Linked DNA regions of Mus musculus: all the other regions are linked to region 2. The links are chromatin loops, found by intact Hi-C in ENCODE. Cell type or tissue: left cerebral cortex. All regions are shown on one strand. Region 1 holds the start of Ccdc85c (coiled-coil domain containing 85C). Region 2 overlaps Ccnk (cyclin K). Region 3 overlaps Eml1 (echinoderm microtubule associated protein like 1). Region 4 overlaps Eml1 (echinoderm microtubule associated protein like 1).

Region 1 (8,000 bases), 72 kb before region 2:
TGGCTACCTCTACCTCCTAAGCACTGGGATTAAATGTGTGTGCCCTCACCATCCAGGTCAGTGTTTCAGGAATGAAATTACCATCATAGGTGGGCACTGTAGTGGGTGCTTTTAGTCCCAGCTCTTGGGAGGCAGAGGCAAGGGATCTCTGTGTTTGAAGATAGCCTGGTCTACCTGTGTTTGAAGATAGCCTAGTCTACAGAGCTAGTTTCTTTTTCTTTTTTGTTTTTTCGAGACAGGGTTTCTCTGTATAACCCTGGCTGTCCTGGAACTCACTTTGTAGACCAGGCTGGCCTCGAACTCAGAAATGCGCCTGCCTCTGCCTCCCAAGTGCTGGGATTAAAGGCGTGTGCCACCACGCTGGGCTCAGAGCTAGTTTCTAACAAAACCCTCTTCCCCCTTCAGCCTGGGATCCTGCTTCTGGACCAGAAGTTTTTCTGATATTTAGGTGCTTACCTCAGGACTATTTGCAAATAAACAGTGCATTCTTAGCACTGCACACGCACACCCCAGACCCCCATCCCCTAGCCAGTTTTTTTTTTTTTTTTTTCTGTATAGCCTTGGCTATCCTGGAACTGCTCTGTAGACCAGGTTAGCCTTGAACTCAAGAGATCTGCTTGCCTCTGCTTTCCAGGTGATGGGATCAAAGGTGTGCACCACCGTGCCTGGGCTGACTTCTTTTCTGTCTCTCCAGCGTTACCCATCTGCCACCTATGTCTTGTAGGAGTGTGTTCTGTGCCCTGCCCCCACTCTCTACCCCCCTCTCAGTTCAGCTACATCACAGTCTTTGACTGGTGTTTGTATGTTGCACTGTATACGTGTGTGGCCGGCTGAGCCACGAGCTGCCCCCTTTCATGGGTCTTCATTCCCTGGCCACTGTCCGTATTTAACCTGGGGGGTTAATCGTCTGGCTTGTTTTCTCTGAATTTGTCTCTGTTCTCCTTTGGGTGTCCCTTCCCTGGCACCTCTGACTGGAGCCTCAGTCATTCAGTTCCTTCATCTGCCTTGGTTCCTTCTGGGTGTAGAACCCTCGGCTTGGTTCCTTCTGGGTGTAGAACCCTCACCTTGGGAACTATCTTGTGAGTCACATCCTCCCACACTCCTGTGTGCATTCTGGCTGGTCCTGAAAGCCTTGTAAAGGCAGTCCAGTGCTCTGCCATTGAGCCACACTCCAGCCAAAATGTCTTCCCCTGTGGCCCAGGTTGCCCTAGAACCTGCAACTGGTGACCTCCTGAGGGTTGGGAAACACAGCACCTGGCCCCAAATTCCTCCTGTTAGAGGAAGAGCGCCTGGAGATTACAGGTCCCCCAGGCTGACCTCAAACTCCCTAGGTAGCTTCGGATGACCCTGAGCTTAGGACTGCACTCTCCACCTCTGGGGAACCGGGTTATAAATGGGCAATACCAGGAGCGATTTCCGTGGTGCTGGGGCCTTGTGTATGCCGGGCAAGTGCTCCACTCTGAGTCTCATTTCCAGCCTGGCTTAGGCTTTAAGGAGTTAAAAGAAGGCTTGGTGAGATGGCTCAGTGGGTAAAGTTACTGAATCCAGCCTAACCACCGAAATTTGAACCTCTGGACCCCCCCCCCCGCCCCGCCCAGATTCTGCTACTGCAAGGACCTCTGACCTCCACGCAGGTGTGCTCCCTTGATAATTTTAAAGGCATTAAAAAAAAAAAGGTGTGAAAATGTCTTACTCTCCCTCCACCTTTGATCACGTGAGTCCTAATCTAGGCTCCCACAGCTGAGGATCCCATTAGCCTGGCTTCTTGTAACTTGTGGAGCTGGCTGCAGGATCCTGTCATTCTGACTCTTTTGTTTGTTTGGTTTTTCCAGACAGGGTTTCTCTGTAGCCCTGGCTCTCCTGGAACTCATTCTGTAGACCAGGCTGGCCTCAAACTCAGAAATCTGCCTGCCTCTGCCTCCCAAGTGCTGGGATTAAAGGCGTGCACCACCACACCTGGCTTCATTCTGACTCTTGACACTGCGATTCTCCCCAATTTCCCATCCCCTCCCTATTTCCAGGATCTCTTTGCCCCCTGATGCTCTGAAATTCTGCAACATGTATAAAATGTTTACTCTCTGCTGTGCTGGCCTTTCCTGTGGGGTCCTATGTCCATGAGCCCAGGGAGGTTTTTTTTTTTTCTTTCGAGACAGGGTTTCTCTGTATAGCCCTAGCTGTCCTGGAACTCACTTTGTAGACCAGGCTGGCCTTGAACTCAGAAATCCGCCTGCCTCTGCCTCCCAAGTGCTGGGATTAAAGGCATGTGCCATCATGCCTGGCTTTTTTTTTGTTGTTGTTTTTTTGTCATCATCATCATCAATTACTTTCTCCCATGTCGCAGCGATGCTGGCTATGGAGCAATAAACAAGGGAATCTGATGGAGAGACGGCAGCCAACACCACCAACTCCAGGTCCCACCGTCCCTAGATACTTACATCCTAGGCAACATATTTGGGGACCACTTGAGGGAATCTGAGGATCTTTAGGGGAAGCTCTCTAAAGCAGGGGCTCTCAACCTTCCTGACGCTGTGACCCTTTAATACAGCTCGCTGTGCTGTGGTGACCCTCAACCATAAACATTATTTTTATTGCTACTTCATAACTCTAGTTTTGCTGCCGTTATGAATCATAGTGTAAATACCTATATTTTCTGATGGTCTTAGGTGACTCCTGTGAACAAGCCACTAGGCCCCCAAGGGGGTTGGGACCCACAGGTTGAGAACCAGTGCTCTAAAGCCAGGCCTCTTTGTCCCACATAAATGAGTGTGCCTCCTTCCAGTCTGGCCAGAGAACGTGGCCATCTAGAGTACCCCAGTCCTCTTTACTGAGCTCCCCCAGATATTCGGGCGTCTTTGCTCTGGGGTACTGGTTGGGGGTTTCACTACATGAGCTTCTCGGGGCTGAGACCTTTGGGGTTCATCTGTCCCCTTGCTGCCTTGGGGCCCTGACTTGCTGATACAGGTTCTCGGCAACTGAGAGGCCAAGATGGATGCCTCCTGGTGTCGGGGGAGACCTTGCTTAGGACCCAGGACCCAGCTCACTGCATAGGTTTGCAAAGTCTCATAGGCAAGAGTCTGGAACACTCACCAGCTCTCCTCCTTCTACCCCAACCTTTCCCTAGGCAAGCAGTGCCCGCCTACGTCATCCAATGGCCTAGGGTTGGAGCCTGGTGTGCTTTGAGGCTCTCCCGTTTTGTAGAAGGAATGAATGATCCCAAGTTTAGCTACAGATCTAGAAGCTGAGGGGACAAGGTGTGTCTGTGACTGCCTGGGGACACACTGTGGCGTGAGACCAGAGATGCAAGGCCATTGTTCTCTCCTTCAGTATTTGCTCACCTGGCTCCCAGGTCCTACACTGAGCGAGAACTGGGGCGTGTGTGGTAAGCAAGCAGGACACTGGACATCTCTGTGCAGCAGCCTCACACAGGGCAGGGCGTAAAGACCTGAGGGGCTTGAGGAGTCATTACCATCCATTGTTGCCATTTCTGCCATTTCCAACAGGAGGGGCCGGGAGTGCTGGGCCTGGAGCCAGCAGAAGCCACATTAACAATTAAGGGCTTTGCCACATTCGTCCTGCCCCCCCCCCCAACACCCTACCCCCCCACCGCAGCATGAAATATTCAGACACCAGAGCTGGGTCTCGGATCGCTGCAGTGCCCGAGTGTGTGTGTGTGTGTGTGTGTGTGTGTGTGTGTTGGACTGCTACTTGTAGATTTTGTAGATTTGAGGCTTGAGGTAGCACCCGAGGCCTGGCACGCAGAGCATCTGGAAGCTGCAGGGCTGGATGGCAGGAGCAGCTGGCAGCTGTCATAGGGATATCCACAGCCGGTCTCAAAGGCTGCATGCGGAGCCTGGAACTTAGCACCTAAGCGAACCCCTATGTTGTGGGACTGCCCTCTGAGCCTGACAGCCATTGCTACCGACTCCTGCAGCAGCTGTGACCCTCAACACTGGGCCTCACAGGAGGAGGGCTGGGGAAGGTATTTGGTTACCTTCTCCTGACATCCCAGTCACACCCTCCTCCTACACCTCCCTCCCATGGGTAACTGGCCAACTTACTCCTGGTTAGTTAGTCCAGCACTAAGGAGGTACTCCAGGCCCTAGGTGGGGCAGGTTAACAGAAGGGGAGGGTACCCTATTCATGTAGCTATGGGGAACTTGTCATTCATGCTATTATTACTGCTGTTGTTATCGTTGGCTCTCAGAGTTCCAGGGAAAGGATGGTGGTTAACAGTCTCCTCCCACTCCTACACCCCCACTGAGCCCCCCCTCACCAGGCTCCGCTGGCCCCGTAGTGTGTAGGTGATTTGAATCACCGCTTGGATGAAGGTTTCCTTTTTTCTCCACTGAAGCTGTCACCCTGGAGGACCCGAAGGCAGAGGCTGCAGGCCATAGGAACACCACAAGGAGACACAAGGCAGCCACAGAGCTCAGTACAAATTGAATTGTCTCAGCAATTTCCCTGGTGAGCCGAAGTGTTCCCTTGGTGTGTGCTCTGCTCACCGCGCCCCTCCCCCCTGCAGTCTCAATGGAGTAACTCCTTAACCCACTCAGTCTCCGCTCTGTGGGGATCCTCCAGGGAGCCTGCTGCTGCGACTTGGGGGTTGAAAGCAGATCTGCAGCCTCCCCCAGGTGCGGACCCTAAGTCCCCTCCTTTTGAAAGTGTGCTGTGCTGGGTCTGCAGAGCACCAGGCCCCTCTACTCAGCTGACTCCCTGGTGCTGAGTGCACGTGGCCAGCCTCGGCATCCCCCGGGGCTCATCTTCTTCCTACCCCTTTCGACCGTCGGCTCATTTACCAGGAGGGAGGGGGAAGGAGGACTGAATTAGCTCAACCTGTGTGGTTCCCAGCCCTTTACCAATGGGAGCCAAGACAGCCAAGACTCCAGCTTCAGGTCACACATGGGCCTGCCTTTTGAGCTCAGACCTCATATTTCATCCTTTCCTTTCTTTTCTTCTCTTTTTCTTTTTTCTTTTTTCTTTTTTTTAGACAGACTCTCTGTAGCTCACTGGCCTGGAATTCAGATATTACCCCTGCCTCTGCCTTCAAACTCTAGGATTAATGTCCCGCACCATCTACGGCACCCTTTCTTGTTTTTTTTTTTTTTTTAATATATTATTACATTTCATTCTTTCTGTGTGAGTGTTTATGTAAGCTACTGCCCACTCTGGAGGTCAGAGGACAACGTGAGGGAGTAAGGTCTCTCCTTCCATCACTGTGTCCTGGGAATTAATTTAGGTTGTCAGGCTGGGCTTCACACTCCTTTACCTGCGGAGCCATCTCGCCGGCCCCTCCTCCCCTTCGAACCGGCCACTAACAAGCCAACCCTAAGGCCATTCCACTTGCTGTTCCTTTCACCTGTCCGGCCTCCAGGCTTACCTTTGTCCTTGTCACTCAGGTTTAGGTCCTAGCTCCTAGGTCCCTCCCAGAACACAGATCTAAGGCAATTGAATTCCCCGCATAGCGCTGCAGACAGCCTCACCGATTCTTCTCACGTTGTACTCTCTCCCTCCTCCCAAGAATGCCAAGTGCCCTCAGAGAGCAGTGGCCTCTTGTCCCGGTAGAATTCCCCCGGGATGGGGAAGGTGTAAGAGGGCACATGAGGTGGTTTAGTAAACGGCTGAGTAACTGTAAAAGGGGGATGTCAGCTGCTGCGCGGGCACGCGCTCCAGGCCCGGGTAGCTTACCCCGGTTTGTGCGCGCGCAGAGTGGGTTATCTCCTTGTAGGTCCAGGGGAAACGCATCCTTCCCTCGGCCCGCTGGCTGCAGAAGCGCTGTTAAATGCGCTTAGGGGACGGGATTTATAGGTGTGGGAAGATCCGTATGCTCCGCAGCGATGCGGGGCGAGGGAAGAAGGTTCTGCGGTCGCTGAGTACCTATGGACCCCAGCTATCTGGCCAGGGTGGAAGACCTTCCCTCGCCTTTCTCAGGGGTTTCCACCTAGCGAACTGCATGTTCTTCCAATCCCAGGGATTTAGCGGTGTAGTGCGCGGAAGGGAAGGGCTCGGAGAACTGCTCTGGGAAAAGGGCAGGTCCTCGGCTCCCACCACGTCAGGGGAAGAAGGGAGAGAGATCTGGCCCTGAGATAAGGCTGGCAAGGCTCCACGGTCTTGGGCTAGGGGTGGGAAGACAGCCCCGCTGCAATATTAGGCAGGGACCCAGGTGGCTCTGGTCGGTGGCCCGGAAAGGGACAAAGACCAGCCCTGCCCGACCCCCCATGTCAGGGTCCTATTGTTCCTCCTCTCTCGGACTGTACCGAACTCTGGTGCCCCCGAGAGGGAGGGAGGGAGGGAGAGAGCTGTGCTCGCCGGGTGGGCATCTGTTTATTAAGGGTGAGAAAGGGAGGGTCAGGGACGCTGGCCGGATAAGGGACGCGTAAATTCGCGCGTCGCCTTTAAGGGAAGCCCTGCCCTACCTTTCCCACCGGTCCCCGCCACCCCCTAGCCCTACCTGCATTTTAAAACCCCTTGTAGTCCTGGGATTGGCCCAGGCCGCGTCCTCCGGGCGAAGAAACTTGAACCGGGAGTGTGGGGGGGAGGAGGGTGCAAGGCCCCGCGGTTGGAAGATACCATCTTTTCAGCCTCCCCGCGCGCGCCCCGCCCCTCCCGCACACCCCCGAACCTGGCCAATCAGACCTGTGGGAGGGCGGGACCGTGGCTCGAGCGCGCCTCTGGCAGGGCGCCCGGCGGGCCGGCGCACCGCGTAGGGGGACCTCGGGGGCCTGCCACTCCTCTGACCGCCTCCCTTTCGGAGGCGTGGCCCAACGGCGGCGCCCCGCCCCCTCTCCGCCCGGGGTGGGCGGGGCAGCTGGGGCTCCGGGAGCGGGGCCGGGGGCGGGCCTCCGCCTGCTGCGCCCGAGCTCGGAGAGCCGGGGCACCGCGGCCGCCGACGCAGCCACGGTCCCGGTTCCTCAGTCCTGAGGCGTGCGCGGGCTCTCGGGTGACCCCAGAGGGGGCCGCGGGAGGGAGCGCGAGGCGGCGAAGGGCGGGCCGCACGCGTCCCCAGCCGCCCCCCGCGCGCGCGTGGCCGAGCCCAGAGAAGCCCCGGCGCGGGGAGCGCCGGCCCGGCGCGGGCGAGGGCGATGCCGCGGTGACGGCCCCGCCATGGCGAAGCCCCCGGCGGTGGCGGCGGCGGCTGCAGCGGCGGCGTCGGAGGAGCTGAGCCAGGTCCCGGACGAGGAACTGCTGCGCTGGAGCAAGGAGGAGCTGGCGCGGCGGCTGCGGCGCGCCGAGGGCGAGAAGGTGGGCCTCATGCTGGAGCACGGCGGCCTGATGCGCGACGTGAACCGGCGGCTGCAGCAGCACCTGCTGGAGATCCGCGGCCTCAAGGACGTGAACCAGCGGCTGCAGGACGACAATCAGGAGCTGCGTGAGCTCTGCTGTTTCCTGGACGACGACCGGCAGAAAGGGCGCAAGCTGGCGCGCGAGTGGCAGCGCTTCGGACGCCACGCGGCCGGCGCCGTGTGGCACGAGGTGGCCCGCTCGCAGCAGAAGCTACGGGAGCTCGAGGCGCGCCAGGAGGCCCTGCTGCGCGAGAACCTGGAGCTGAAAGAGCTGGTGCTGTTGCTGGACGAGGAGCGCGCGGCGCTGGCGGCGGCGGGGGGCGCTGGCGGCGGCGGCGGCGGCGCGGGCTCCCGCAGCTCCATCGACAGCCAGGCCAGCCTGAGCGGGCCCCTGGCGGGGAGCGCAGCGGGCTCGGGGGCCCGCGACGTTGGCGACGGCAGCAGCACGTCCAGTGCGGGCAGCGGCGGCAGCCCGGACCACCACCACCACGTCCCAGCGGCTCTGCTGCCCCCGGGGCCGCACAAGGTTCCGGACGGCAAGGCCGGAGCCACGCGCCGGTCTCTGGATGACCTGTCAGCGCCGCCGCACCACCGAAGCATCCCTAACGGCCTGCACGGTAAGCATCTCGCCGGGATCGGAAGCCCATGGGTGTCTGTCGTGAAGCAGTAGTAGTTTCTGGAGACCTCACAGGTGCGGGGTGGGGGTGGGGTCGCACCTTC
Region 2 (8,000 bases):
GGCTCAAAGGTCAAGGCTGTGGGCCCAGCTGGTCACCTTGACCCTCAGTGCTGTCACTGCCCGCTACTGTCTCCTCCATACCCGGGGCCGGTCTCCTTAAGGTGCACAGGGTTCAATAGGGCAGCAAGGTCAAATGTCAAATGTTGGAAGTTCCCAGATAACAGTGGGTGCGTATGTGCAGCCTCTGGAGGAGCGTTAAGGCGTGGACAGGCACCTTGGAAAAAGCTGGTCTTTCCAGGCTTAGACTCATGCCCACCAGCTGACTTGGGCAAGCACACTGCCCTCATCTGTGGGATGGGTTTGTTTGTTTAATCCCTCAGGACTGACTTGCCCCGGGTGCCTTGGTGATTGGGAGGACTCCGTGGGCCTGAGTGACGCTAAGCCCAACGCTAACCCCAATACCTCAGTCACTCTAACCAGTCATTAAGAGTTGAGCAATGGCCGTTATCCTTTTCCGAGCCTCAGGCCCTGTCCTCCCTGATACCTGCTGCCTGGGGGCGATCTGAGCCCGGAGGGCCGGACTGCATAGCAATCCACCCACTCGCCTCCTGCATTTCTCTCATGGCTGATTCCTGGAGGGGCCCCTAGCCGTCCCTTAGAGACTGGGACAGACGAGGAAGCAGGCCAGGTCCATCAGGACAAACTGGGGATAGGGTCTTCCCTACGACAGGGTGGCAGTACGCAGGGGGAGGGGTGTGGGCACCACAGGACATTTTAGGACCAGACCTCTCTTTATTCATTTGGCTGGCACCCTCTGCTGGCCGGTGGGGGAAGTGTGGCCTCTGCTCAAGACCAGCCTAGCTCGGGCAGCAGACCAGGAGGCAAGACACCACCCACTCCCTTTCCCCATCCGGCTCCCCCGTGTCCTAAACAGGCAGCCTGGGCTGGAGTTAAGAGACACACTCTCTGGGCATTCTCCCGTGTTCTGCATGCTTCCCGTGACATGTGACACAGGAAGGGAGGAAACTAAGGCTCAGAATCAAGTCCCAGTGAAAGGGACCATGCCCAACTCTGGCTTTCCTAGATCGCTCCATGCCTATGCCAGCACAGCTGTCATCAGCCTGTGAGACCCTGGTAAGCTTCCTTGCCAGATGGCCTGAGAGAAACGGGCTTGGCAGACAGGCTGTCAGTGGAAGGCCCTGGGCCTAACTGAGGACAACCATAAAATCCCTACTGGGCTTGTATGGTGGCCATAGCTGGACAGGATTCAGTCCTTCTTGGGTCAGCTTCTTTGATTGCTGGGAGCGGTCTCCAGGGCCCAGGTCTTGCAGAGGGGGTAAGTAGTTCTGTCTTCAGGCTGATCCCCAGGCACCAGGTTACAGCTCTGGCTACAGGACACTCCCCCTCCTACTCGTTCCTGGAGCACTTCTTGGTGTTTTCTTGATTGTCCTGCGTTCCATAATTATAGCCCGATTATAGCCTTAGCCTTGCTTATGGTCATCAGGAGGAAGGGAAGCTGGCGGGAGGCGGAGTCAGCTTCAGAAGGACTGGGTCCCCTCCTGGCCCAGCCCGGCCTGTCTTCAGCTCTTACCCTGAACATGTGGCCGGTAGCTGACTCACCACCCAGGTGGCCAGGACTGGGCCAAGGGACAGGAGCAGGGCTTAGGATAGGTTGGGTGGGCTTTGGACTTGGGCAGTGGGGTTGAGCCTCCCTCCGCCTGCTGAGTGACATGAATCTCTGGCTCCCACAAGACGCTCATGCTACACCTGTAGAACAACATGCATGCTCTTGTGTTCCCCGCTCCCCTCCTTTTGTTCTGCAAGTCACCACCATGTCATCTGCAGAAGAGGTGGCATGGCCAGGAAGCATGGGGACCAGCCAGGCAGATAGCAGCTCCTAGGATACCCGCCTCTCAGCCTTGCCTCTTACCCTTGCCTCTTCTCCTCCAACTCCCCACCCCGACCCCTATCTCCTCCTACCTGGGTGTTGGCTCCACATAACTCAAACTGGTGTTCATCCAGTGACAGGTGTCCAGGACCCAGACACGGGGGGTGTGAGGTTTGGGGTGTGGGGCTCATCTGTGCTGCTCTTTCTACAGGGCCCAGCCTGCCCCGTACCCGAGCTGCCCTCACCCCCGTCCACCGTCTACAGTTCGGCAGGACAGAAACCCGAGGCTGTCGTGCACGCCATGAAGGTAAAACGTGCCATTTGTCTCCTCCTGAGCACAGGATGGGGGACCCACAGGTGCTATCTCCAAGCTTGGGCCACTTGAGCTGGGGGTTTGGGAGACGATGTGTCCCTTCCCCTTGGCGTCTGGAGACACAGAGTTGCCTGGAGCCCCTGGGACTTGGGCTGAATGTAGTCTTGGGCTCGTCAGTTGTGTGCTCTGCCTGAGGCGTTGCTGCTGAGGGAACTGACCCAGTATCAGAGGGCAAGTGTTTCCCTCAGGCCAAAGAGAGGCCCAGGTTGGGAGTGACTCTGGAATGGAAGGTCCAGGCCAGCCTCATGCCTCTAGGTACAAGCGTGCAGGCTTCAGGACTCTGGTGTCTAGAGCTCAACCACGCACCAGGGCTCTCCCCGTTTCCTTTGTGTGTATACCATGGACCTCACCCACCCTTGTGCAGGGACACTCAGTCACAGAGGGAGCTGGCAGTGACTGCCGTGTCCAACGTGGATGGGCACAGGCTGTCGGTCACATCCTCTGTTGGCGCCTGAAGCAAGCCCACCTGACACCCCTGCCCAGCCTCTCCAGTTCCCTTGGTAGCTCTCTGCTGGCCTCCCCGTGACCGTTTGCTTTTTCTCTTCAGGTTCTGGAAGTACATGAGAACCTTGACCGGCAACTTCAAGACAGCTGTGAGGAGGACCTGAGCGAGAAGGAGAAGGCCATCGTGCGAGAGATGTGCAACGTGAGGCACTTTCCTCCCAGGCTGGGCTTAGGGCTGGGGCTTGGGGCTTGGGGCTGGGCTTGGGGCTGGGCCTGGGCCCTGGGAATGTGGCCACCTGCTTCTCACTGGCTTAGCTATGGCTTGGGGAGGATGACTGGCTTTGGGAGTTCTGCCTCATCAGACCCACCATGCCTCACCCTTCAGCGAGGCCCCTGACCAGATCTATCCCTCCCCGGTGGTGCCAGGCCTGGGACTCTGTCTGGACAGAGCCTGAGCGCTGGTTTCTTTGCTCACTGGTGCCCCCTGGTGGCCTCTGGCCATGCACGTAGAATATTCTCTACCTCTTGCCATCTCCACTGGACCCTCATAGGTGCCTGCAGGAGAGTGGGTTTACAGGGTCTGGTCGTGGGGCTTAGGTTGGGTGGGGTGCCCTGAGGTGCACCTCATGCTGTCTCCCAAGTCTGTGGACCCCACTGGACATCTTCAAGGCTGAGTTCACACCCAGGGGCTCAAGCATGACTTTGACAGTGGGCAAAGGCCACGTCTCAGCACCTCTCCTAACTTGTGGTAGCCTCAGCTTTCTCTTCCAGCTCCCAGGCTTTGAGGACATGGGTGATTTCACAGGGTGGTAAGGCGGTAGGTAGGTAGGTGCGACCAGTGGGTAGGTTTGGGGCGAGCCTTTCACTGATGCTGTGCGCCTCCTCACAGGTGGTCTGGAGGAAACTGGGGGACGCCGCCAGCACCAAGCCCTCCATCCGGCAGCACCTGTCTGGTAATCAGTTCAAGGGGCCATTGTAGGGCCGCTTCTCCGTGGACGTGGACTGGCCCTGCCTGGAGTCTGAGGCCTTAGACCTGGCAGAAACTCCGGCCCAGCCACCGTCTTTCTCCGTGGTGAATTGTACATAGGACACGGCCTACCCTGGCTGCCCTGGTGTGATGCTGACAGCCAGGCCTCCACCTCCTGCCTCCCTCACCAGCAAACCTTGGGAAGACGAGAAGCCACTGCTCGCTTGCCCGCTCGCTGCAGCCAAGTGGCCAGGCAGCCTGGCTCCCCGTTTGAGCTCCATGTTCTGTCAGCAAGAAGCCTCTGAGACTCCAAGCCAAGGGACTGTCTGGGAGGTAGCCTGCTCTTGGTAGAAGGTCCCTCAACAAGTATTCTAACTCTCTGTCCCTTACACTGGACAGATGCCACCGGAGCCTGAATCGTGACGCGGGTGGCACTTTTCTGCTACCCTGCCAGAGCCAGGACCCTGGGTCACAGAGCACTGGGTCCCGTGTGTCCATGACTGGCTGGGAGCTCAGGGTTCCCTGTCACCTGGGGGTCGGTGCTCAGCCACCCCGAAGCCAGCTTCTCCTCGTTAGTATTCACTCCTTCAGTGACGTCTCCTCACCAATGCCAGGCTTAGCCACTTTGTAGGTCTCTCCTGCCAGGCTTCCTTTTCTGGTTTACAGCAACATAGGAAAGTCCTGGAGAGTGTCTGAGCCAGGCTCAGCATTCTCAATGGGCAGGTAGAACTGGGCCATTGCCCAGGGTCACTGTCAATGTGACGGAGCACCCCCCCCCCCCCCCGCCCGTGTGCTACAAGGAGCCACCCCTGATCCCCTGATGAGGTTTCCTTGGGAAGGATGGGGGCATGCCTGGTTCTGGCTTTAATCTGCTGTGTGGCCTTCAGCCAGCCACTCAGCTTCCCTGGGCCCCCAGCCGTTCCTTCTGCCTCTTGCTCACTCTAGAAACCACCCCAGTTTTGTGGACCTCTGTCCTCACAGTGGAAGAGCTCATGTGGCAACCTACTGGGAACATGCTAGGCCAGCCTGTTTGTCATGCTGTCTCCTCACAGGTCACATCTGAGCCTTAGCCCCTCCCTCCAAGGGACCTGTGGGCGGGGGCGGGGGGGGGGCGGGGGGGTCAAATGCGTGCTTCAGTGAACGTTGCTCGCGCCTCAGCCGGAAGGCGGCACATGGCTGTCAGGAGTTTTCTCTAGTGTGGTTGGAGGAGAGTGAGGTGCTTTTGTGAACCATGCAGATGCTGTCTGTAGGAGGCCCTGGCCACACTGCTGGCTTCGCCAGTTCCGTGTATTTACATCCACACCCATCAGCTGTCCTCACGCAATGGTACTTAGAGCCCCATGCAGCAAGCCCAAAGAGCTTGTCCTTGCCTCAGGTCCCTCCCAAACCCTGTGAGCAGAGGGGACAGGCCAAGAAGGTGGGTGACATCCTTGCTCCCCAACAAGCCCAGGCCCCGTAACCTTGGGTGGTACCCAGCACCTTTGCTGCCCACACCCTTGGGTCCCACACTCTCAGGGGAAAGGCCCATGGCCCTCGGTGTGCCCAGGGAGTGTTGCGCAGGGGCTGTAGGGGACCGGCCTACTGCTCCGGCTGTTGGTGGCACTGGGAAGCTCTTTCTAGGAGCTGCTGGATGGTCAATCGATAGAACTTGCAACTCCATCTGCCGGCCCCAGCTGGTACTGGGTATTTCTAAGTGGGCTGCTGGGCAGGCAAGACCCTTCCTGGTTCTTTGAAGCCAAGAAACCGCAGAATAATGTTGAGGTATGTGGCCCACACAAGGTGGGAGCCAAGTCAGAGAGTCCCAGTCACATTTGTATCAGGACAGTTCAGCCACCTCTGAAATAAGCAATAAGTAAGAGCTCTTGGAGTCTGAAGACAAGAAAGATCCTGTCCCTAGTGCTGCAGGGCATCCAGGGAATCTAAAGAGAATTTCTCACAGGCTCCTCTGCCCTTGTGCAGGCAGAGAGAGACAAGCTATACCCCAGCCCTCGGCAGTAGGCTGGCTTCCCTAGGACAGCCTGGGTCATATCTCAAACCTAACAGGAGAGGCCAGCAGCAACCCAGTTGAGCCCGGGGCCAGGGAGGGCAGGTGGTCTTCCGTGACCCTTCCCTTCTGGAGCCTTAGCCTTTGCAGTGCTGATTCTCCACCCCAAGCTCACAATATGCTTGTGCTGGCTCCACCCCCGTCCCCACTGTGACAGGTCACTTGGCCCCATCTAGGGTGGCCTGGCCTTCCCCGGAGTCAGAATCTGCTGAGCACATCTTCATTTGCGATCAACAGCCACGCGCCAGTGTTTCAAGACAAAGTGACCTTTCATTTTTCTTTCTTGAAACTTGAGAGGAAGTGAGATACATACTACTGATCTTTTTTTTTTTTTTTTTTTTTTTTTTTTTAAGAAACAAAATGCATGGCTGCAGAGTGGCAGAGGTGTCTATTTTCATACTGTGGGGGAAAGCGTGCTGCTTTTGGGAGGGGCTGGAGTGCCTGGTTTCTGCCCTGGGCCGGTCTTCTATAGGAGTTGGTGGTGAGACCTGCAGCTGCCCCTCCTGCCCTGGCCGTGTAGAGCTGGAGCCTGTGCACTTCGGCCGTTTCTACCTTCTATCGAACCACTTTGATTTGTGGAGAGAGAAAAAAAATAGAACTTTTGATAGTGTGGTAAAAGCATTGATTTGAACTATTTTAGTAAAAGGAGTAACATAAGATTGTGACAGTGTCTACTTTGAACTAGATAATAAAGGCCTCTTTGTGAGCCTCGGAGCCGAGTGTGTAGTGCTTTTTTCCTGTTGTGAGCTGACGGCTTGTTGGGTGGGCAGCTGGTCCCACCCTGGATAGGAAAGACCACTCATGGCTACTGTCAGGTCAGGAACATGAGGGTCCTAAGCCTGATAGAAGCTCTAGAAGCTCATGTAGCCCAGAACACCAGGTCCTCCAAAGGAGGCACAGGCCGTGGGACAGATCAACTGAGGTAGAGAGAGAGGCTGTACTCACACATAAACGGTAGTTTCAGAACTGATTTTATTCGGGCAACTGACTGAAGGATTCTCATTTGTAACCAAGATGGAATTCACAGTATGTTGTTACATTCACGCTTAAAAAATATCTCTCTATGTACAAGACTTTGCAAAGAGATGTAAACATACATTGTTTTCCAAGTACACACCTCCTTTCTCCATGGAGGGAAGGAGACAGCCACCCGTCAAGGCAGCCCCCCAGATGACAATAGAGGACAGAGTTACAAGCTAAGTGGGGAGTCACCTCACCTACTAGGGGCCACAGAGAGAAGCCACAGAATGGAAGAACAACAGCCAGACTGCAGACAGGAGGACATGGATACCAAAAGTTAGTTCTCAGGAAAATTAGGCACTGATTTCTAGAGGGTTAGTCACTCCTTACTGAAGCTATTAACTGAGCCAATGTGGCTACTTAACATCTTCACTAGTATTAAAGTAGCCCCGTGCAGGACACAGACGGCAGCGGGGACTGGATGTGATCACACCACAGCAGGCACTGCCCAGGGCACACAGTTCATGCCAGGGCCCAGCCCTCCCACACTGCAACTGTCTAGCATATACAAGGCGCCCTGCTGCCGCCCCCTCAGTCTATTCTTCAAGTTGGTTGGAAAACAATTCTTAAAACAAAGGGGGGGGCGCCCCGTTATCTCATCCAGGCCGCCCGCCCTAGCCCCCCAACAGGTGGCATACCAGGTGGGGGGATGGGTGGGGGAACAGGGGGCTGTCCCCCAGGGGGGACAGCTGGAGGTGGGTAGCTGGCTGGTGGCAAACCCAAGCCTGGAGGAGGGTGAGGAGGGACTGCATGAGTTGGGGGCAGGCGTGGGGGTGGGGGTGGGAAATTGGGGTTGTAGGTAGGGGGAGGGGGAGGGTAGCCTGGGGTAGGGGGAGGAATGGTGGGTGGGGGAAAGGAGGCTGGGGGTGGAGGAACAGGAGGTGGAGGTGGGTTGGGGGGATAGACATGGGGGTGGTAGGTTAGGTGAGCAGGTGGGCCGTAGGCTGGGGGCAGGGCACCATAGGAGGGGCCCTCCGTCTTCATCATGGACTGCAGGCTCTGATAGCCCTCTCCTGACATGTAGGAGCTGGTGGTGGACATCCCCGTCATGTAGCTGGAGGGTGGCGGGGGTGGTGGCCGATGTGGCAATGGTGGGGGCTGGTGCACAGGGGCCGGGTGGGCTGGAGGGGGAATCTGGACTTTGGGGAGATCACTTGTTTCCACAGGACCAGTTGCTTCAGCCTCACCTAAGGCAGGGGCGAGGGGAGGCTTCCGGTCTGTAGAAAAAGAGATGTCAGTGCTCAGCCAGATGAATGATACAGCTGCTAGCCCAACTGTTTTGGAGTAGGAAGCTCTGGTACCAAGAGGACCAAGCAGCTTTTAG
Region 3 (8,000 bases), 320 kb before region 2:
AAGAACGCGGAGCCTGGAGACTAGTCTAAAAACTGCCAGCATTTCCTGAGCAGGACCAGGAGAGAAGGCAGGAGGCAACATCAGAGTGGCAGCCTCAAGTTTTTGGGAGGGGTGCAGAGGATGGAGTGAGGGATGACAGGTTCCTCCAGCCAGCCTGCTGCAGGCAGGTCCTGGCTCTTGCTGACCAGCCATCCCTGTCCATGAAGCATGTGCAGACTCCTGTACACAGCCCTCAGCCAGGCTCACTAGACAGCCTTTGGAAAGTCCCGGGCAGCCACTGGCATACACCACTACTTCACCGAGTTCTGTCCCCACAGGAAGACTGCACAGGGTGGTATAGCTCAGGAAATGGTATTTTAGGATGTCCTAGCAAAATAGGGACGAGGGCAAGATTGAAACAGCCTAAACAGTCTGAGAGCCGGAAGGGAGAGAGGGCAGGCATATTTTCTGGGGGAGGGATACCACAGAAGCTGGGGTGCTGGGAAGAACATCTACCCTGCTGCCTCTGAGCAGGGCCAGGGAGCTGTGGAAATGGAGTGAGGACGTGTCCCTGCGCTAACTTCATCTGTTATGACCGCAGCCCTCTGCACTGACAACCTCACACAGAATCAATACAAAGATGAGAACAGAGAATGCACGTGGGGAACTGGGAAGCGTCTGCGAGCTGAAAACACACATCAAATGTCTGAGACAGGGCTCAGGCGGGGAGTGGGGGGGTTTATAGCTTCAAGCATCGGTACCAGGAAAGAAGGCTATCCCATAAATAACCTGTGTTTGCCTTCAGAAGTGGAAAAGCAGGAACTCAACATAAATAAACCAGAGAGGGGGAAAAAGGAAATAAATCCCAGGACAGAAAAATAGTATGAAAACCCACCAGTGTCACACGGAATTGGCTCATTGCAAACAGAATTCAGCAAGACTGACGTCAGCTTTGTCTAGCTGACTGAGCCAATGGGAGAGGGGACATCAGTTTCAGGCATCAAGGATGAGAGACAGGCTACTTGCAAGTAGCCCTGGAAAAGCCACAAGGATTATAATCAAATGCTGTACATGTCAGTGCTAACAAATTATGTAATGCAGACAAAGCAAGTTCCAAATAGACCGGTATCATTAAACTGCCTCGAAAAAACAAAAGACTCAAAATAAAGTTACATTTTTTATTTATTTTTTATTTTATTTTATTTTATTTTTGAGACAGGATTTTTCTGTGTAGCCCTGGCTGTACTGGAACTCACTTTGTAGACCAGGCTGGCCTCGAACTCAGAAATCTGCCTGCCTCTGCCTCCCAAGTGCTGGGATTAAAGGCGTGCGCCACCAATGCCTAGCCCAGTTATATTTTTTAAAGGGCATCACTTCAGCTGTTAAAAACCTCCCCAAAGCTGGATGTGTGGTGCACACCCACAGTCCCAGCAGGCAGGATGGACTGTTAGAAGTCTTAGGCTGGTGTAGGCCACCGCAGCCAAGTGTATACCGGCGATGATTACATATCAAAACCCTGGGGCTGGAGAGGTGGCCTAGTAGTTAAGAGCACTGACTGCTCTTCCAGAGGTCCTGAGTTCAATTCCCAGCAACCACACGGTGGCTCACACCCATCTGTAAAAGGATCTGATGCTCTCTTCTGGTGTGTCAGAAGGCAGTGACAGGGTACTCACATACATAAAATAAAAATAAATCTTAAAAAAAAAAAAGACCCTGTATCCAAACCAAACCAAAGTGTTCACACAAATACCACCCACAAAGCATAGCTCCACGCTGTCTCTGAATTCACGTGAATTCTGTCGGAAGGTTACTAAATGTCAGCATGCGCAGTGACCCAGGCCTGGGCCCTTAGGAATGGAAGGTTTAAGTCAGAAGAAGGTTAGTGAGTTCCAGACTCTCACCCTTCTCTTCTCCCTCTCTCCCTTTCTCTGTTCCTTTCCCTCCCTCCCTCCTTTTCTTCTTCCTATAATTATACTTCACACGCTCAGAACACAGGAGGCACGCGCCTCATCACACTCTATAAGGCCAATAGCACTGTACTAATGACATCATAGTAACTGACACTTCATACCAACGCTCCTCACAAACTTGAATGCAAAACCCTTCACAAAATAGGAACAACTTAGAAAAGACCTGAAACATGCCAACAGTATCCTATTAGAGGAATGTGAAGTTGGTTGAATGTTGGAAAGTTAATATTGCCACACTTAAAGGGAACAAACACACCTTTTCCACCTTTTGTCTTTGTTTTTGTTTTTTGTTTGTTTGTTTGTTTGTTTGTTTGTTTTTGAGACAGGGTTTCTCTGTATAGCCCTGGCTGTCCTGGAACTCACTTTGTAGACCCGACTGGCCTCAAACTCAGAAATCCACCTGCCTCTGCCTCCCGAGTGCTGGCTTTTTTTTTTTTTTTAAAGACGGGGTCTTGCTATGTAGCCCTGGCTGTCCTGGAACTCCCTATGTAAAACAAGCTGGGCTTGAGCTCCCAGAGTTCCTCCTGCCTCTGCCTCCTGAGTGCTGGGACTACAGATGTGCACAACCACACAAGGTTCAATTTCTTTTCACATTTCCCATCTTGACAGACGTAGAAAAGCATTTGACAAGCTCCAACACTTCTTATGCTGAGACCAAGCCAGACAGTAGAGAACATGCTCGTGATAAATGGTATCTCTGTCCCTGAAGAGGAAACACTGAGAACAAAACAAGAGAGTCGGCCTGACCGTCCCTGTTCACACTTTACTAGAGGAACCAGCTATGCAGTGAAAGAGGTATAAAGGCCTCTAGATCCAAAGACACAGCAAACATTTTATTTACAGATGATCTAACATCACATGAGAAAGATCCTAGGGATTTATACACTCATAAACCACACATACATACATAAACCACACATGCCCAGGCACCACGGTGCACACACGAACACTAAAAAAAATAACAGGAACAAATCTAGAAGAATAAACTCATCAAAAGGGCTGGGAGACAGATCCTCGAGACTCACACCTGCACGGCCCACGCGGCGGCTCGAGACGTCTCCCTAGTCCCAGGAACCTCTGAACTACATGTTTGTAATGCACTAATGGCATGTACCTTGGAGGGCCATGAAGGTAGCAGAGTGGTCCTTCCAAGCGGTAATGAGGTGGGAGACTCACCCTGACACCCTGTCTAATTCTGTGTTTGAGATTTTCTGTAAGATAAGTGGAGTGTAAGGCTACACGCCTATAATCCCAGCACTTGAGAGGTGGAGGCAGGGGGAATCTCTAGGAGTTCAAGGTCAACCTGGTCTACAGAGTGAGTTCCAGGGCAGCCAGGGCTACACAGAGAAACCCTGTCTGGAAAAACAGAGAGGACTAGACAGCGGGCGGGGGATTTGTAATACAAAGTTAAACCACAGCTGCACAGTGACGAAAAGGTTCGCTGTCTAGTGAGCCCTACACACCACATGCTTAAGTTAAGTCCCTTGGTGGAGCTTTGTCAACCTGTTTCTTGTACAAAACTGTATTCTTTGTGAGAATTTGAAAGCTGGATTCTGACCTGGAGAATACCGCATCACGGACAGCTGCTCATTCCCATCCGTGTGGACGGTGACCAAGTCCTTTGTCTCCGTGTCAAACACAAACCACCTGTCATAAACATGAGAGAAACGCTGTGAGCTGTTTGGTGAGATGCAAGGCTGTTTCAACAGCAGAAGTCTGTTTGCCACGGGGCATTTAAACCCACTCAGCTCTTACTCAAGAAACCCCCTCCCCCACAGCTTTCTCTACAGAAAGGAACAGGATATTGACAAACGCTCGAAGCTCTTCAGAAGTTAGCACTGATGGTTTTCTCTGGGACTTGTATGTGCATGGGAAGTGGGAAAGCTATGGGCAGGAAGGTGTGCAAACTGGGCACGAGGGCATATAGGAGCTGCAGCAGAGAGCTGTGGGCATGAGGTGCCTGCCCTAGAGCTCTGGGCCAGAGTGAGGAGATGGTGTGCTAAGTATCGGAAATGCCGCTCACAGGCCATGGCTGTGACTCCCGGCTACTGTAATCTCAGACCTGGATGACAGATGCAGAGATACTGCCTTCCTCGATACCTTTCTGGGCCTAACTACCCACCCAGGGCAGCTTCGTGGAACTTATATGTTGCTTCCAGATGGGATTTCTTGCATCTTTGGCAACCATTTACCTTAGACATCCCACTGATCTCAGTGAGGCTGGCACATAACACACGCACTGGGCTTAGCCAGAGATGTACACAGAGTGCTAGTGTTAGGTCATATATCAGCGAGTGTAACATTAGGTCACAAGTGCCATCCATTCCACCCTAGGATGCTTCAATTACGAATTCTGTCACACGCCATCTGTCAGCAGATCGACGACGGTGATGTTTATCTTGTAGGGCCTGCTGAATTAAAGCTTTGATGTCTCAAAGAGAGTTAAATGGAAGATGGTATGTATACTTGTGGGTGAGTCCCTACGTGTGTACAAGAGTGTGTGTGGGCGTTTGTACTCAAGTGCAGTGCCAGAGGAAACCAGCAGAGGGTGCCAGATCTCCCAGAAAGACAAGAGTTATGGATGGTGGTGAGCTGCCTGATGTGGGTTGGGGGGAGGGGGGGACGGGAGGGGACAAAACCTGGGTCCTCTGAAAGAGCAGTTTGTGGCTCTTAACTGCTGAGCCCTGTCCCAAGCTCCCCACAAGCATTAGTGGCTGTCCCCACATGTAGAAAAGCAGATTCAGAGTGCAACGGGCCTTTTGTTGTTGTTATTGTTGTTTTGTTCTTTTGCAAAGGACTATGGGAGGGAACATCTCAGATTGTACACCTGGAGCTACAACATACTCAGTCCCTCCTCAGCTCCCTCCTCAGCCAGGGAGCTGCTCCGCTGTCCTTCCACTTACTCTTCGCCAACCTCAGTCCTGAAAATACTAAATGGAAAAATCCAGACACTTTTCATAACTTTTACATTGTGTCTGTTCCAAGGAGAGTATTCCGTCCATGTCATCTCCGTAAGGAACCGAGTCCTTTGACCTCTCCTCAGGAGGGAGCAGGGGCAGCAGTCCAGCACAACCAGACATCTGGATACAGAACCATAGGCATAGAATGTCTAAGGCCACAACGGGTCCTCTGACCATTAGTGTTGTTCAGCTTTCTCTGAGCCGAATCACTCGGTTAAGTCTCATCACAGGCATGTATGAGAGAGCTAGGTTATACGGGTTCCGGGCCAACATTTCCAGACATCCAGCAGGGGTCTCGGCCCACATCCCTTGAGGGCTGCTCTGTTGAGTCAGACTACACAGAAGCACAGTCAAGCACTGCCACACAGTGATGCCAGCCGCGGCTCTCACCTGCTAGGCAGTGTCCCTGTGTACATGGCTTTCTCAGTCATCGGTGTTGGTGGTATCAACATATCTCAGAGACTAGAAAGACAGTCAGAGAGTGTATGTAATTGGCTCACAGGCTCACTGCTGCTACGTGGGGGAGGCTGGGGGACAAGCACAGATCTACTGCCCACCCCACGGTGGAGGAGGCTGGTGAGAGGAGGCTGAGTCTGAACATGAGGCCCAGGATCTGGGAACTTTCCCCAGTGCTGAAAGCCTCTCTAGCTGAGAAAGAGGGCCTCCTTTCTTGGGGTCTTGCAATGCTTTCTTGCCCATTTCAAAAGCGGAGGCTCCTGCTGTCGGCTCTAGGGCAGTGGTTCTCAACCTGCCTAACCCTTTAATATAGTTCCTCATGTTGTGATGACCTAAGCCATAACATTATTTTCACTGCTACTTCATAACTGTAATTTGGCTATGGTTATGAACCATAATATAAGTATCTGTGTTTTTCCATGGTCTTTGGGGGTCATGACCCACACAGGCTGAGAACCACTGCTCTAGAGCAGAATTCTGGGAGCGTTTCTAGAGCCTCTGGAGCTGGAAGCAGATGGGGTGGGGTGAGGGTGAAGCTGGGGAGGAGACGTGTTGACAGATCCGGCTTTCCTCCAGGTTTCAATTGGGAAGGACTCAGTTTCGCTTTTGAGTTTTGACTGAATGCTCAGTAAATGACTGGAACCAAGAAGATGCAGCCAGAGCTGCCATGCACTGCCCCCGCCCCAGGGAGGCTCAGCCGTCTAACTGCTCCCTGCAACTCTGCAGGCATAGGCTGTTGCGGGGCAGCGGCAGGTAGGGTGGATGCTTACCTCCCAGTCAGTGTCCCCACTGCAACCACAGACCCGGAAGGATGAAAACCAGAGGACTGAGCTGGATCCTAGAATATTTTAAAGGAAATGTAAATATGTGGCCAGACAGAGCAAGACAGCACAAACCCACCGGAGCCCTGCTCTTCTCAGACTCCACAGCTCTGAAAAGCCTCTTTTCTCCCTACAAGAGATGCAGGCCCACTTGGGTCCCTGTCACACTTCCATCACAACATATGCCTGCCTTTGGAACTTCTTTGTCCATCCTATAATCTGTCCTATCTATAGTAATCACAAAAGGCAGGCAGGTGAGTGCTCCTTTCTGGGCCATAGTTTGCACATCCGGATCTCTCTCTGTCCTCTGGCCCTGTAGGAAGCTGGTCAAAGGTGTGCTTGGTTTATCTGGGAGTACTGACCACCGCCAGTTCAGGAGTGGACATTGGAGCCACAGAGATGCTACTAGATAAACTGCAACCACAAGAGCAGATAGAGATTCCAGATGCCAGCCTCACCATCTTTAACCACTTCCTAAAGAGGTAGCTATCATTAAGCCAATATGCTGGCAGATCCCAAGTGCCCGAGACCAAACCCAACGAGCTGCTTCTGTGAACAAGCTCACCAGAACCACACAGCTGCTTTCATATGGAGGCGTGGAGAGGCTAAGGGTCCCATTCAAAGCCTCGGGGAGGGTGGACAGATGGTCTGGGACACTGCAGGGTTAGAGTTCCAGATCTGGTTCCCAAGTTTTGTTAGGTCAAAGCAGTTAGCTGTCTGGCAAGGGGCAGGGAGGTGGAGCGTCAGGGTGCTCAGCAGGCAGCTGTGTCCACGGAACCACAAGGGTGTTGCTGTCCCTGACGACCTCTGCTGTAGGAGTGCCTACCCTCAGTGCCGGTGCTCAGCTGTGACAGCCTTCACTGCAAGTGGAGGACAGGAGCACCGGAGCCAGTCTTGGGCTGTTGGACATACCAGCAGCTTTCCAGGGAATGAAGGGATGATACGGCAAAAGGGCTGTTTCCTTAGGTGGGGTGTGTGAGTTGTCAGGACACAAGCAACCCAGCAAGGCTGCCTGAGGTTCATGGTGCTGCGATGCAACAACCTGGCCTGGGCTTGGGAGTCAGCCTGAGCTGGGTGGCTGAGCCACATGCTTTACACGTGGGCAAGCGTTTCCCCTGAACGCATGTAAGTACGTCAATGGGCATGCCTGGTAAGCCCCAGAGATCAGAAAAAGGTGTCAGATATCCTGAACTGGAGTTATAGACGGTTGCAAATTGTCATGTAAGTGTTGGGAACTGAACACAGTCCTCTGCAAAGAGCAGTTGGTGCCCTTAATCACAGGGTCACCCCTAGCTCCTGCTTACTAACTCCGTGACCTTTACAAGTAACTCTGCCACTCCCTTCCCCATCTCCTGATCAATAGAGTCAGAGCAAAGCTAAAGTTCTTCAACCGGAAGGTCTAGGGTGTGTGTGTGTGTGTGTGTGTGTGTGTGTGTGTGTGTGTGTGTGTGTGTGTGTGTGTGTGTATTGTACGATGCATTCACAGCCGGGGTGCCAACAGCTCAAGAATACAGGCCTGATTTCCACACAGTGAAGGGATTTTTGACTCTCTGATAAGAAATCTGTTTCCCCTGTGAAGTTCAAAATGAATGTGATGTCTTTGCCACCGAACTCCAGAGAGGGAGAGATGAAGCTGCATATTCTCAGTGTGGCCTGTAACCTATGTAAGATGTGCCGTCACAGGACACGGGATATTCACGGGGCTTTCTAGCACTTTGGTCCATTAAGACCCTGCTCTCAGGAGCGCTGACAGCCCTGCCAGGAAACGCTAACTCCTGCTGCTGTTCAGAATAATATGGGTAAGAATGCTTGAA
Region 4 (8,000 bases), 310 kb before region 2:
CTGTCTGGTCTACAAAGTGAGCTCCAGGACAGCTAGGGCTATACTGAGAAACCCTGTCTCAAAAAACCAAAGGGAAAAAAAAAAAAAAAGGTCTGATCTGTGCGCATGCGTCATGCGTCAGCCTCTGAGCTGACCTGTGCGCATGCGTCAGCCTCTGAGCTGCCCTGTGCGCATCTGTATTGGCGGGCCTAGTACTCTGGAAACATTTGTCAAATGCTATATGGATCAGAATAGTGACCCAAATATGTCACAGCTATATAGCCATTAATAACTTCTGCGTTGTAATTTGCTAACAGCTCTCACAGCAAAGTGATTAACTTTATCATTGTATCCTAACCTTAAAAAACCTTTCACAAGGGTATACACAAAGTTAGCGACTCTTAACATTCCCCAGTTTTCTCCTGCTTTATGGTTTCACTAAAACCACACACACAAACACACCTATGTAGCCGGGAGTTTAGTGGTTGTCCTGTTCGTAACTCCAACAGCTCATTTCTATAAACCCCACCGCCAATGTCTTAGTCACCGCATTACCAAAGACATTGAATGGCTTTAGGAGAACTGCTCATTACCTTTCCCCCACACCAAGATGTTGCCGCTTGAATCTCCAGTAATGGTGTCGCCATTTTCAGAAAACGTCACGCAGAGAACAAACTTTGGCTTCTCTTGTTTCTGTGGAATGTAATGAGTAAGTGTGGGAATGTTATTTACCGAAGACAGCCTTTTATTTGTGTTAAGTTAGAGTCCCAGCAACTCCAGCTGGACCACGCCAGCCTCTGGAGTTGGGAGTTTTTAGTTTTATGTACCGTCAGGAGACATGTTCTTCCAGAGTACTTGTTCTAGGAGAAAGAAATTCCGGACAACTCAATGGCTGGGGAATGAAGCCCAAAGCTGCAGAGAGTTTAAGCAGGGTGGTGGTAAGGGGGACATAAGGGAGGGGCTATGCTGTCAAGCATAGAATGATGGACAGGGTCCTGTCTACCTTAGCAAAGCCAGGTTGCCAGTCCCTAGCAACCAGTGCCCATATGCAGGCTCCTTGCAGCTAGCTGCCCCACCAGGAGGTCTGGACCTCCATCTCCATTTTATTACTGGGGAGATCCTCAAGACCGGAGGACTTCCCAACTGTACGGGGAACCCCAAGGGAGCACCTTTTTATCTACACCTTCATATTTATCACTAAAACAATCACTAAGACTGAAGTATCTCAGCGCTCCCTTATAACCCAGCCCCTCCCAGGTGCCATGCAGGAAAACTGAAATGGCAGGCACAGTTTACCTCAAACAACCCTTGCTTCTTGTTAAGGGAATTTCCTTCTAGGGTCCAAAAGTAGAGATGTGACTTCCCGCAGGTGACTATGATATTGGTGTCTGTGGGGTGGAAGTCCGCCGCAAATACCGCTTCGTTCGAACACTTTAAGACAAAGCAAAGCAGAGCATCAAATGCCGCAGGCCTCTTAGGATGCTTAACAAAACTGTTCGAGTGGGGCACTGAGTCTCTCAAGCCCCACCGACTTCACCTTCCCGGTTATTCTGGCTGCTGCCAGTTTTCTTCTTTGTTTTCTGCTGTGTGGCTGGAAGCCAGATGTCAACAAGGACCAAGAAGGCAGCTTTGCAACTAGCTGAGCACTGGGGTCACTCCTTGGGTGGTGACATCCAGGTGTCACACCCCCTCCCCCTTTCTAGTGACTGGGGTCCCTATGAAGGACCCAGGACTCTGCATGTACCGCAGCCCTGTGAGCCTGCCTTACTGTGGCTGCCAGGTCCCCCACTTCTCTTGCTTCTGCTTCTGCATCAACGACCTAAGTCAGTTTGGGGTCCCATGAGGTGGCTCTCTGGCAGCTGCTCTAGCAGAGCTCAATCCATATTCTGACTTCCAGGATTGGTGTCCTGGTCTGTCGCATCTAATCCCTGACTGTTGCTTCTATGTAATGATTCAATTCTATGTTCTTAATCCCGGCTGGTCCTCTGCCCCTGGCTGCTTCTAACCTGGCACAAGGGGTGAACAACATACATCTCTGTTGGCAATGTTAGAAGACAGAATGTCAGGCCAGGAGACACATCCGATTAGAACACCTGTCTGCATCCCAGACACTAGACAGAAAGCTGGGTAGCTAAGGCTTTCTGAGAGCAACCTCCCGTAAGGCTGTTTGAGCAAAGAAGGCTGGCTGATAGTTTCCCTGGGGTTGCATAAGTCAGGTTAACCGAGGCCGACAGATGCCAAGAGGAGAAACGAGAAGTGGGATCTATGAAAATAGGAATCCAGGGGTGCTCTTGACAGAAGGGAGCATTGAGAGAACTATAGGTGTGTCAATTCAATGTTTTGGGTGAAGTTGACTTGAGGCAGAGTCCCGACCTCAGGGGTGCTGGTATCCATGTCTCCTGCAGTCCCACAGAGTGGCTGGTCTTGAGCATGCCTCAAGCATTGACCACCTCCAGCCCTCCTCACGGGTGGCAGCCCAGCACATAGTGGTTTCCTGGGTTTGTTATATGAATAAAAGCCAGCAAAGAAGTGACTGGTTGTCTAAAATTAATTAAATCAAATGATTAAAATAATTAAAATTAGGCTTGCACTATGAAATAAGGAAAACGAAGAGTTCCACAGACCCTGGCAGGTCTTAGGCAGGGTCTCATGGGGGTGGGGACTGTGGGTGGCCCTGGAGCCTGCTGGCTGTGCAGGCAGTGCCCTGTGGGACATCACAGTAAGTGGCTCATGCGAACCTTCACGTCGGCCAGTCTCTCTTCTTTCTGCCAATCCCACACGGACAGCACGTGATCGTTGGAATCATCCACAGCACAGAGATGGCCTCCTCCGTTCTGCCAAGAAAAAGTGATTCGCAGGAAGACTGCACTGAGACCCAAGTGGGACCAACACGATTAAAAATGAGCGTTGATTTTACTTTTGGTTTGGTTTGGTTTTGTTTTTTTGAAACAGGGTTTCTTTGTGAAAGTAGCCCTGGCTGTCCTAGAACTAGCTCTGTAGACCAAGCTGGCCTCGAACTCATAGAGATCTGCCTGCCTCTGCCTCCCCAGTGCTGGAACTAAAGGTGTGCGCCACCACCGCCTGGGGATTACTTTTTTTAAAAAAAAATGTGCATTGGTGTTTGCCTGCATATATTTCTGTATTAGAGTGTCAGATCCCCTGAAACTAGAGTTACAGACAGCTGTGAGCTGCCATGTATGTGCTGGGAATCGATCCCGAGTCCTTTGGAAGGCCAGTATTCTTAACCATCTCTCTATCCCTGATTATTTTACTTTTAATTAAGAGCTCATTACAGAGCTAGGTAAAGAGCCTAGCTGGTAAAGAGCTTGCCGCACAAGCCTGAGGACCCAAGTTCGATCCCCAGGACCCGCAGCTGGGCTGTGGTGGTGTGCACTCTAATGGCAACACTGGGATGCAGAGGCAGGCAGATGCTTAGAGCTTTCTAGCCAACTGCCCTGGCTTAAACAGAGAGCCCAGGTCTCAGTGAGAGACGCTGTCTCAAAGTCAAGGTAAAGAACAACAGGAGAGGTTGACTGCAGCCTCTGCATGAACGCACATGCACGCTCACCCCCCACCTGCCTGCACATCCCACCCCCAACACACACCAAGGGTCCATTATACCAGAGATGAGGAATGCATACTCCATTGTTCTTGAGGCCGGCTTTCCTGGCCAGGCCCACGGCTGTTTTAGGATTATATGCAGAGCAAAGCACAAGAATATCACACAAACAGGGACATCTGATGTGAGGATGCGTACACGGACGAGCGAGTGGCTCGAGGATGGGTGTGTTGGGCTAGCATGCCTTGAGAAAGGCTGGAAGCCTGGTGGCTAGAAATGTTTGGTCGGAAATGTGTCCCTGTACATTCTCATACTTACAGACTTTGAGAATGCGATGCAGGTGACAGCCCGGTCAAAAAAGCCTATTCCAATGACATGCAGAGTGTTCAGTGTCACAGAGTCCCAGATGCGCACATGTGGTGGCAGTTGCTGTTTGAAAAGAACACAGCCATCATTTGTGACTGTTGGGTAATTACTTCTCTTTACCTTGGAACCATAAAATTATTTTGACAGTGACTTCGGTTTTGCCAAACAAAGTCTTTTTTCTGTATCTGAGGACTCAACTCAATGAAAACATTCGCAGTGACCTAAGGAAACTCTAGGCCCGTGAACCATGGAGATGTCGGGAGAAGGCTCTCAAGTTTTAAACTTTGACTATCCACTCTCCAACACCCATACCAGAGGAACAGACACGCCTTTTGTATATTTGCATTTCTCTAAATTTTAGAAACGACATTTCACCAAATAGCACCACAGTGCAGTCAACAGATCCATCATCGCGAAAGGGTTTGGATTTGTGCCGGCTGGCAGGCAAGTGATAGGCAAACCTTGCTCTTGTTTAGCCTTGTCCCCAAATAGCCAGTTGCCAGGCACCAGACACCAGCATGTGGTCTCTCTAGGTTTCTTCACAGGTCAAAAAGTCTACTCAGACAGCTGTAAATCTCTCTCTAGTTCTATAGTAAGGATTCAATCAGGATGCCAAAAATGGAAATACACTTTCGTGCCACTAGAGGGCGGAAGAAACAGTTTCTAATTTCAAAGAGTTCTTCCAGGGTTTCCTTCTTTTTAAAACATGAACAACTGCTCCTTATGTGAGTTTACATAACAGCAGCCTGGCTTCTGTTATCGATCTTTGCAAGTGTGGAACACTCATAGAGAACAGCATGAAACCAACAGCTAAAATTTGGTATCATGAAAACATCTGTTCAGATAAGAGAGCAGTTTCTAGGCAGATACACATTGATAAAAAAAAATGGAGGTTCCTGTCCTGATTAGCTTCACACCGGGACAAAGCTGTACAAACAGGGACTTAAGAGGCTGTGAGAGTTTTGATAAAACATGACAGTCACTCGTGGATGCCAGCTTGGACGTCTCCTATTTGTCAGGTTCCTCACCTCCTTCCTTCCAAGCCAGACTGAAGCCTTGTTAAAGCGTCTGCAGTCTGTCTGCCTGAAGCTCCCAGGAGCCTCTGTGATCAGCACAAGGCATAAAGTCCACCCACTGAAGAAATGACTGGCAGGCACCCACAGTCAAGGACATCCCATAACATATGGTTACTTGGTGATTTTAACTCTGCTGCTTAGATTGGTATATTTTCGTGTTGATCATGTATGGAGATAAGGATTTCAGGAACTGATCGATTCTTTGATAAGACAATGCGATTTTAATGTGTTGTGGCTGCTGTATGTTATTTTTAAAGACAGTGTCCTGTTACAGAGCCCACAGACCTGCCTGTCTCTGCCTCCTGAACTCTGGCGTTAAAGATGTGTGCCATCCCAACCAGCAGCAATGCTATTTTAAAACTGGCTGAAGTTATGAGGAAGCTCAGGGTGGGGCTTAGGTCACGATGGAACATTCAGTTTGCAGTGAGAGCCCCTGGTGAGGACCCAATGGTTCTCAAATGCTGTGACTACAACGACCAGGCAGACTCATCATCAGCAATGTCGCCAGGAGGTTGTCGCCAGGTCTTTATCAAAGTCAGAAAGACAAGGAGGAAACCTCACCTTTCCATCCTTAGATGTGCCCGCCACTTGTCCCGTTGCTATGGTGATCCTGTCAGGATGGACCGCTAGGCTAAAATAAGGATAATTATCAGACAACCCCACACAAAGGTGCACTTTACTTCTACAATCTTCCAAAAGTTTAAACATAAGAAATCCACACTGCCTAGCTTCTAACAGACTCACCCCAACTACCTTAGCCAGCAAATGCTATTTCATTCATCAGAATGCCCGATTTCCTTTCGGGAACTTCCAACCTTAAGGAAAGGCATCCTTTGTTGGGAAAATAGCATTTCCTTCTCAGAACCACTGACTTAGTCGCCACCCTTTTCTACAAGTCATTTTTGGGTGTGTTAATTAGGAAAGACGTCTCATGTCAGTAGGACCACAAACCCATCTACCCACTGCAAGGTCTTCCCTAAGCTATACTATGATCCATAGGCATGCCAGACTCAGACCTATGTACACAGCAAAGCACGTTTTCATTTTTCGAGGCAGGGTTTCTCTGTATAGCCCTGGCTGTCCTGGAACTCACTCTGTAGACCAGTCTGGCCTCGAACTCAGAAATCTGCTTGCCTCTGCCTCCCGAGTGCTGGGATTAAAGGTGTGTGCCACCACGCCCGGCCTAAACTTTTTTTCTTAAACTTTATAAATTTTTCTTTTTCTTTTTTTAAATTACTGCGCCCCGGCCCGGCCCCGCCCACCACCCAGGCCCCGCCCACCACTGCCATTGCACACAAAGCACGTTTTTCTAAACTTAGAGACCCAATTTGAAGTCTTTAACATTCAGGATGTTAAGAAAGCTTCCTGAAGCTTTTTCCCTCAGATAATCTGGTCACATAGAAGCACAGAGAGCAGAATTAGGGAGCCCAAAGACAACACGGCGAATAGAAAGAAGAGCTTTGCACCTTCAGAGCCCTGCACCACCCCACCCCTGGCTTGTGCCCTGATGCTGAATTCTTTTGGCTAAGGCTAGTTCACCTATGTCCTGCCGACCTGTCTGTGGGGACTCACCACTTGACGTCATCGTTGTGGCCCGCGTAATGCCTCTGCAGCTGCTCCTCCACATTGTAAAGCACCACGACAGACGCAATGAAGTACACGGTCTCCCCGGTCGGGAGCAAGTACAAGTTATTGCGACAGTCTCGCCCCCGGTACCCGTAGCTTAGTGTATGTCAAGATGAAAATCCTTTGCTTTTAAGAGCTGGAGAACTACCGCTTCATTCAACAGGCCCAAAGATGCTGTGAAATGGTGCTATCAGTTTAACCAATTTAGACAACGCTGAACTGAGAACGTGCTGGGTGCAGTGGCGCGTGCTTGTGAGCCTAAACAGATCTCTGTGAGCTCCAGGCCAGCTGGGGCTGCATGGTGAGAGAGGCCATGTCTCAAACAACAGCAAAATTAAATAGATTCTGACACTCAGTGCCCAGTGGACCTCAGTACCTACATACCTAAAGACAAATTTTAAGTGCTCTGTAATAATATGAACACAACATTTTGCAGTGCTGGGAATTGAACCCAGGGCTTTTCCCGTGTTAGGCAAATGCTCTCAGGCTGTGCTTGAGGCAGGTGATCACGGGGTAGCTCAGGCTGGCTTTAGCTCAGATCTTCCTGCCTCAACCTCCCTTGCTCTGGAGTCACAGACATGTCTGGCTACACACCAGGTCTGGTATGAACATTTTTTTTAAAATGAAGACTTTTTTGATTTTTAGAAGCTATTGAGCCAAACAGCTTTTACTGTCTGCAATCTAGGAGCTAAATCTTTTTATTAAACATCACTTTGAAATGATACAAGTACTTATAAAGAATACAAATGTCACTCAAATGTAACAAAGGTTTCAAAATTAATTAACCTGTAACTGTTAATTAAGTTAATGAATTAACTAATGGTGCCCCAGAATTTTGGGGATAATTATCAATGGTTTTAAATTTTATTACACCTTATTTATTGTGTGTGCATGCAAGAGCACAGGGGCACAGGGGCCTGTGTACAAGTGAAGTCAGAGGATTAGTTTGCAGGAGTTGGCCCTCTCCTCCCATCAAGTGGATCCTGGAAACTGAACGCAGGGCTTCAGGCTTGTTAGCAGGTACCTTTAGCCACTGAGCCTTCTCATTGACCTAGTGTTAAAAATTTTCACATGTGTACTTTAAAAGAGCAAAGTGTTACTTAAACTTGAGTGAAAAAAAAAAAAACCCTGCCAAAATGCCATTTATTTGGAGCAAATTTTCTTGTTTCGAGTCTTTTAAAACACAAATAAGGAAGCATTCTTTGAATAACATTTTCCAGATTAGATTTTTAAAACTACTCAATTTAAAGAAGAGGCAGATCCCCTACCACGGCATGAGCCAAAATAGATGGCCAAACAACTTCTAATCTTTTGATTTCCATGAATATGATTCCACCATCTCAAATACTAATTCTTGTCAGCGAAGGCTCGGCAGCACCAACTTAAATCAACAT

What was found. Peaks named below come from ENCODE experiments on the same cell type or tissue, not always from the same donor. Only the 100,000 strongest peaks of a DNase experiment are listed, where the experiment ranks them.
Region 1: a loop joins it to region 2, with 2.5 times the contacts of the local background. A loop is called at or near these places in 7 of 42 quality-filtered maps.
Region 3: a loop joins it to region 2, with 3 times the contacts of the local background. A loop is called at or near these places in 3 of 42 quality-filtered maps.
Region 4: a loop joins it to region 2, with 2.8 times the contacts of the local background. A loop is called at or near these places in 7 of 42 quality-filtered maps.

The regions. Positions count from the first base shown.
Region 1 is chr12:108,274,235-108,282,234 of GRCm38, reverse strand. It overlaps Ccdc85c (coiled-coil domain containing 85C), which reads left to right and starts at 6,842. Exons shown (of 6, transcript NM_001159910.2): 1 at 6,842-7,897. The coding sequence starts at 7,102. In left cerebral cortex, a CTCF peak has its summit at 4,411; DNase peaks (open chromatin) are centred at 6,016, 6,626, 7,282, 7,453 and 2 more places; H3K4me3 peaks cover 2,837 bases; H3K27ac peaks cover 1,614 bases.
Region 2 is chr12:108,201,969-108,209,968 of GRCm38, reverse strand. Ccnk (cyclin K) reads right to left here. Exons shown (of 12, transcript NM_009832.2): 12 at 6,610-7,893. The coding sequence ends at 7,268. It overlaps Ccdc85c (coiled-coil domain containing 85C), which reads left to right. Exons shown (of 6, transcript NM_001159910.2): 4 at 2,040-2,135; 5 at 2,749-2,847; 6 at 3,535-6,369. The coding sequence ends at 3,624. Among named protein-coding and RNA genes, the nearest start is that of Ccnk, 26 kb to the right of the region's middle. In left cerebral cortex, CTCF peaks have their summits at 758 (motif pointing left), 3,129 (motif pointing left) and 5,338; DNase peaks (open chromatin) are centred at 772 and 3,131.
Region 3 is chr12:108,525,900-108,533,899 of GRCm38, reverse strand. Eml1 (echinoderm microtubule associated protein like 1) reads right to left here. Exons shown (of 22, transcript NM_001043335.1): 16 at 6,136-6,203; 17 at 3,508-3,596. Among named protein-coding and RNA genes, the nearest start is that of Evl, 25 kb to the left of the region's middle. In left cerebral cortex, a CTCF peak has its summit at 4,466 (motif pointing right); DNase peaks (open chromatin) are centred at 4,478 and 5,311; H3K27ac peaks cover 643 bases.
Region 4 is chr12:108,507,788-108,515,787 of GRCm38, reverse strand. Eml1 (echinoderm microtubule associated protein like 1) reads right to left here. Exons shown (of 22, transcript NM_001043335.1): 7 at 6,553-6,702; 8 at 5,542-5,611; 9 at 3,857-3,967; 10 at 2,718-2,813; 11 at 1,276-1,410; 12 at 573-672. Among named protein-coding and RNA genes, the nearest start is that of Evl, 43 kb to the left of the region's middle. In left cerebral cortex, a CTCF peak has its summit at 4,548 (motif pointing right); DNase peaks (open chromatin) are centred at 4,593, 5,020 and 6,670; H3K27ac peaks cover 1,426 bases.